2 separate regions of the Homo sapiens genome follow, and region 2 is linked to region 1. A link is an interaction called in ENCODE POLR2A ChIA-PET data of the cell type or tissue named here. Cell type or tissue: MCF 10A. All regions are shown on one strand. Links, peaks and the distances in the headings refer to the core of each region. The heading gives the core; the rest is flanking DNA. Region 1 holds the start of EGR4 (early growth response 4). Region 2 holds the start of DCTN1-AS1 (DCTN1 antisense RNA 1).

Evidence for each region. ChIA-PET counts read pairs that join two places held together with the same protein. Peaks named below come from ENCODE experiments on the same cell type or tissue, not always from the same donor. Only the 100,000 strongest peaks of a DNase experiment are listed, where the experiment ranks them.
Region 2: POLR2A ChIA-PET joins it to region 1 with 6 read pairs; 2 of 35 experiments call an interaction of 5 or more read pairs at or near these places.

The regions. Positions count from the first base shown.
Region 1 is chr2:73,292,053-73,294,959 of GRCh38, forward strand. EGR4 (early growth response 4) reads right to left here and starts at 1,496. Exons shown (of 2, transcript NM_001965.4): 1 at 1,130-1,496; 2 at 1-729. The coding sequence starts at 1,265. RefSeq lists a silencer at 1,779-1,858. In MCF 10A, for the core only: no CTCF peak of the experiment used is centred there; a DNase peak (open chromatin) is centred at 1,639.
Region 2 is chr2:74,385,269-74,388,175 of GRCh38, forward strand. It overlaps DCTN1-AS1 (DCTN1 antisense RNA 1), which reads left to right and starts at 235. Exons shown (of 3, transcript NR_158174.1): 1 at 235-482. It also overlaps a transcript of DCTN1 not described here. In MCF 10A, for the core only: no CTCF peak of the experiment used is centred there; no DNase peak of the experiment used is centred there.

The DNA of each region.
Region 1 (2,907 bases), core at 319-2,818:
GGGTCAGGAGCCCAGGGAGGCCCTCAGCCCCCTCCCCTAAGTCACCCGGGGCCAGCGGGAAAGCGTCATAGGCCCCGCTGGGATAGAGTCTGTTGGCTGGGACGGCCGGCAGTTCCGCAGGGCAGCTGATGGACAGCAAGTCCTCAATCTTGGTCCCTATTACGGGAAAACGAGCCTCCGGGGCGGCCTGGTAGTCTCCCTGTGACCCACAGTTCCCTGGGGCCCCCACAGAAAGCAGCTCCCAGGGCGCGTAGGGACCCTTGAAGGCAGAGACAGCGTCCAGCGCTGGCGAGGCGGGAGGCGCCCGGAGGCCGGGCTTGACGTCGGGCGGGGAGAGCTGAGGCTCATACAGGCACTGCGAGGGGGCACCCGCGCAAGGCGAGGCCTCCCAGAACGCCTCTGGGAAAGGGGCAGCGCCCAGATCCGGGGAGTAAAGGTCCGGCGGACCCGGCAGCAAGGCATCGGACCCCGCAGGAAAAGGGGCATCCAGCGGGGATCTGGACGCTGCTGCCTCTGGACCGGGGAAGGGTGCCAGGCCTAAGATGCCCGACATGAGGTTGAAGAGTGCCTCCGGGTCGTGCGGGTGTTCGGGCACTGCCTGAATGAAGAAGCTACCGCTGTAGCTGAGGCCGGGAGGGGGTGTGGGCGCAGGCCCCTCCAGGAAGCAGGAGTCGGCTAAGTCCCCACTTGCGCCGCAGCTGTTCAAAGCCCAGCTCAAGAAGTCGCCTGCTGAGGAGGGAGCAGGAATCAGCTCTGGGCACATCAAAGGGTGCACCTGAGTCCACAGCCCCTACCTACAAAACTCTTGGTGCCCACGGATATACACAAAGTGCCTTTTGCACATTCTGATTCAGCAGGGGCCCGCATACGTCCCAAGGAGCACATAGAAACATGCACACGCAAAACACACGTGCACAGGCAAAAGGGCGCTCCGATAACCGCACAGGTTCCTGCGGAGGCGCTGGCGGCCCAGTGTGGGTGGGAATGGGGGTGCGCACCCCAGGACTCCTAAGCTTCCCATCGCCCCTATTCTCATAGCTCCAATGTCCCAGTCCCTCCTGGTTCTCAGGTATGGTGCGCCCCCGCGCTGCGCCGTCGTCGTCTGAGCACCCCTGCTCGCCCTCCTTACCTCCAGGGTAGCCGGTGGCCGCGGGAGCGTCCCTGGCAGGCAGCCGGGGCAATTCAGCGCTGGGTTCGGCGCAACAGCCTTCAGTGGACTTGACGAGGAGCGCGTCGGGTTCGGAAAACTCGCTAAGGTGGAGCATGGCGCGGCGCCGGCTGTGGGGCGCCCGGGGCCTCGCCCGCTGGGCTTGGGGGCGCGCGGGTGGCGGGGAGGCTGGCGGTAGGGGTTCCCCGCAGCGCACAGACCTAGGCGCCCGGGCTCCTGGCTTCGGGCACTCACCTCTGGGAAAGGAGTCGGGGAGCCGCGGCGCCCTCGCTCGCCCGCACCGGCCTCGGGCGGCGGCTCCTCGCCTCTCCAAAGCGCTGCCGGGCTCCCCCAGCCCACAGCCCCCCCACTTATATAGCTGCGGCGGCGCTGGCTCCGGGCTTCCGACTCCCCGGGCCACTGCCATTTTGGGAGGCCCCGGCCCTGCCGCCGTGACGTAAATGCCCAAACATGGACACAGGATGTGTGCCGGGGACTCCCGAAAAGGAAAGCTCGAGCTGTGACGTTGTTGTTGTCGCCGCCGCCGCCAGGCTCGCGCCGCTGCGTGCGCGCGCGCTCCCCAGGCGTGGAGCGCTGGGGCCGCGGATGCGCCAGTCTGGGGCGCTGCGCCTCACCGGGCCGACCGTCCGGTAGATGCGCTTCCCACCTGGAGGCAGAGGCCGAGGGGCAGCAGGGGAGGACCGTGTTGGGTTTGAATCTGCCCTCTGCCACTAACTAGCTTGACACTCAGTCCCCCTTAACGTCAGTTTCTCACCTGTGCATTTCCTGTGGAGAGAAACTGAGAGCACATAAATGTCCAGGCGCACTCAGTAAACCACAGAGATTATTGCCATTCATTTCTTTTGCTCACGCCTGTGTGTTTTTCCATTTTAAGTTTTTTTTTTTTAAATTTGTGCTAGGAAAAATAATTTAAATTAAAAAGGACTGTAATACTTGTTAACAGTAGGAGGAAAGTCAACTAGCACAACAGGGTATATTCTAAATTGAAAAGTAAAAGTCCCTCCTCTCCACCTACCTTCATTCCTAGCTCCTGAGGTAGCCACATTTAAGTTTCTTGGGTATTCTTTCAGAAGAATTTTATGTATATCCAACCATACACATTGTTCTGCAATATTATTATTATTATTATTTTTTCACTTGAAATAACTTAGAGATTGTGCCATGTCCTGACATAAAGATCTTGTCATTCTTTTTCAAGGCTGTATAGTACTCCATTGTAAGGGAGGACCTTGAGTTAGTCGATTTGTCCCCTATCCATGAGCATGTAGGCAGTTTCCAACTTTTTACTTATACCAATGTTGTTGGAGTCAACATCCTTGACTATATAAATGTGAATGTGTCTGTGAGATAAATTCCAACGAGTGTAATTGTGTGCCAAAGTATATGTAAAATTTTGATAGACAACTGGCAAATTGTCTTCCAGAAAAGTAGGGCCAATTCCTGCTCACTCCTCCCTCACCCACAGGGTATGAGATGCTTCTGCAGAACATTTTTTCTGCCTTCATACAAATGGCTTTCGCTCTAAGGATGTTGATCCCAGCAACACACAGGGAATCCGTGGGAAATATCTCCCTGGAATCAGTACTTGAAATAATTGGGCTTCTTTTGAGAAAAAAAAAAAAAATCCTAGCCTTAAGGAGGCTGTGAATCTTGGCTGCAGAAGCATCAGAGCCAACTCCAGCAAAGAAGCTTGCCTACTCTCCTAGTCTCATCTCTCTTCTGCTGTGGTTTTCCCTCTG
Region 2 (2,907 bases), core at 230-2,729, 1.1 Mb after region 1:
TATGCTATATGCTTCACTTATCTTCAATATAGGAACTTCTGCAAGAAGGCAAGAGGCACTCAGCCCTGCACTCAAGAACCTCAATCCTCTCAGTGGTATCAGAAGTCCTACTTAGGCTGTTCGAAGTTCCTGCTGATTCCTCCCCCTGAATCAACCAGCAAGTTCCTGGCACTAGGACCCTGTAGACAGGGAACCCTGAGCCTGCGCTCTAAAGAGAGAGATGCACCATTTCACAACTTCAGCAAAAGCCAAAGCAGCCAACAAAGCCACAGCCCTATCGGCTGTACTGGGCTCTGCCTTTTGGGCAGCTCGCCGGCCACTCCCCAAAAGCAGAGCATTCCATCCTTTCTCTTTTTAAACCCACGTCATCATCTGATCATAATGGAAATCAATCTCCTCAAACCACCATGCAAAGGCGTATCCATGGCAACCTCAAAAGGAAGGACACAGAGATGATGCTTCAGTGGCTGCAGCAGGAAAAGGTAAGTCCGTTTCTCTTCCATCCACGCCATCCCATCACTCTCTCCTTTCACTCAAGTCAGGTATACAGCTTACCTACAAATTGTATCTGTCACACAAACTGAGAAAACACATAAGGTGAGTTAATAATCATTATGTTATTATATAAGGTTTTAGATCTGCCTGTCTCTCTGCCAAGAAAAAATTCTCCTTTTCTAGGTGATAGGAACAGGGACAAGGTCTCTCTTCTTATTCACCTCTCAGATGACACAATCTCAGCCCACAATACCTGACAAATCACTATCGGTCACTTGTCTTTCTAGTCAGGATGCTGGAAAAATCACTCAAGAATATCCGAGTTTCCCTATGTAGTTGTCAAAAGCTGACAGCAACAGTGATCCCACTGTCCTGCCCCCTCCATGCCACCATCATGCCCACAAACTGGCATGGTAAGATTCCCTCCTTAGCAACCCTAGACTCTAGGCTCTCAAGGTTCAGAAACCGGGAGTTGGGATTAAATTTCTGTCTTCTCTGATGCCTCAGGAAAAGGAATCCATTTCTGCAGACGTAAGAGATTCATCAAATACAAGCGCTACTAATCCTCTATGCCTCAATTTCCTCTTCTGGAAGAAAGGGATAATAACAATAACTTTCTAACAGGATTGTTGTAAAAATCACATGAGAATGCCTGAAAAGCACTTAGAACAGTGCCTTGTATAAAGCACTCAATAAATGTCAGCCATTATTATTATGAGAAAGATGAAGGGGAGGCTTATAGTGTAGGATTTCAGTTCAGAGGGTACTCAACACTCTTGGAGCTTATTTCAGTTCCACTGTCTTCCTCTTTCCTCTTAACAGTTATTTCAAGCTTCCTTTACATTTTCAAGTCCTTACTCCCACCCAAGCCAACACCAGCATTCCCACCTCTCAGCAGATAACCTTGCTGAAAAAGAAAACTGGCCCTATTAGGTAAGAATTTCTTTGAAAATTTAGATATATCTGCATGCATATGTCATTATCTCTTTCTTCCTAAATTCCTTCCTTTCTTCCAACATTCCTCTTTAAAGAAAATGGTATCCCCTTCTTTTCAGGGCCCACCCCTTCCCCTCTCCTCTGAGGACTTGATTTAGCAATCGTCTTTTCTCTTGTGTCTTCATTGCACCCTGTCTACTGGATCTTACATGGCATCAGAAAACCCATAAACAAGACTTCCATTCTAGGAAAAACAAGTCCCTGCTACCTCTTCCACAAGCTGCCACCATTCTGTATTCTTCCTTTCTCTGCTGAACTACTCAAAGTGAGTACACATTCTCTATCTTCACTTCCCATCTACTTCTCGATCCATTGCTATCTGGCTCCATCCCTACCACTCCACTGAAGCTGCTCACACTTTAAAAGAGCCCTGGTGACCCCAATGTCCTACACAACCTCAAGGTGCATTTCCCAAGCTCATCCTAACTTGATCTCCCTGTAGCAACTGAGATTGTCAATCCTTTTCCTGGAATTTTCTCCTTTCCTAGCTTCCTGGGCAACATTCTCTCCTACCCTTGCACGTCAATCCTTCTCATCTCCTCTGTCATTATTTTCAGCCTTCTGTAAGCGTGGCTGGGAGACCTCAACCATTCCCACAACTTCAACTACCACTCATACTTACTGCCCCTAGACAGAAACTCTTCTGAACTTCAGACTCATATCTCACTGTCTGCTAACTGCCACAGAGCCCTCAAGTTCAATATGACCCAAAACACACTTGGTATCTCCCCCACCAAAAACAAACAAACAAAAAAAAGTTCTTCTTCTATATTCTCTCTTTGCTATTGGCACCACCATCCACTCAAAATAGAAAACTGAGTCATCCGCAACAACTCCCTCTCTTGTTCTCAACAACCAATTTAGTCATTATGTCTGGTTAATTCTGTTTCTCCAGTCTCTCTCAGATTCATCCTGTCCTCTCTATCCCCACTGACCTAATCCTTAGCTCAGCCCTAAACCATGTCTATGATATTACAAGAGTCTCCCGATGTCCCTGAACCAGGTTCTCCCCCTTCAATTTCCACATTTAGCTTCCCAAAATACAATCATGTCATCTTCCTGCCTAAAAGTCTCCAGTGGCTTCTCTGCCCACAAAATGAAATCTTTTTAGCACTGCACTACAGGCCATTAACAACCTGGCCTTGACCAAGCACAGTGGCTACACCTGTAATCCTAGCACTCTGAGAGCCCAAGGCGGGCAGATCACTTGAGGCCAGGAGTTTGAGATCAGCCTGGACAACATGGTGAAAGCCTGTCTCTACTAAAAATACAAAAATTAGCTGGGTGTGGTGGTGGTGCATGCCTATAGTACCAGTTACTCAGGAGGCTAAGTAGTCCCACCTGTAGTAGCTATAGTCCCAACTACTCAGGAGGTTGCAGTGAGCCAAAATCTCACCACCACACTCCAGCCTGGTT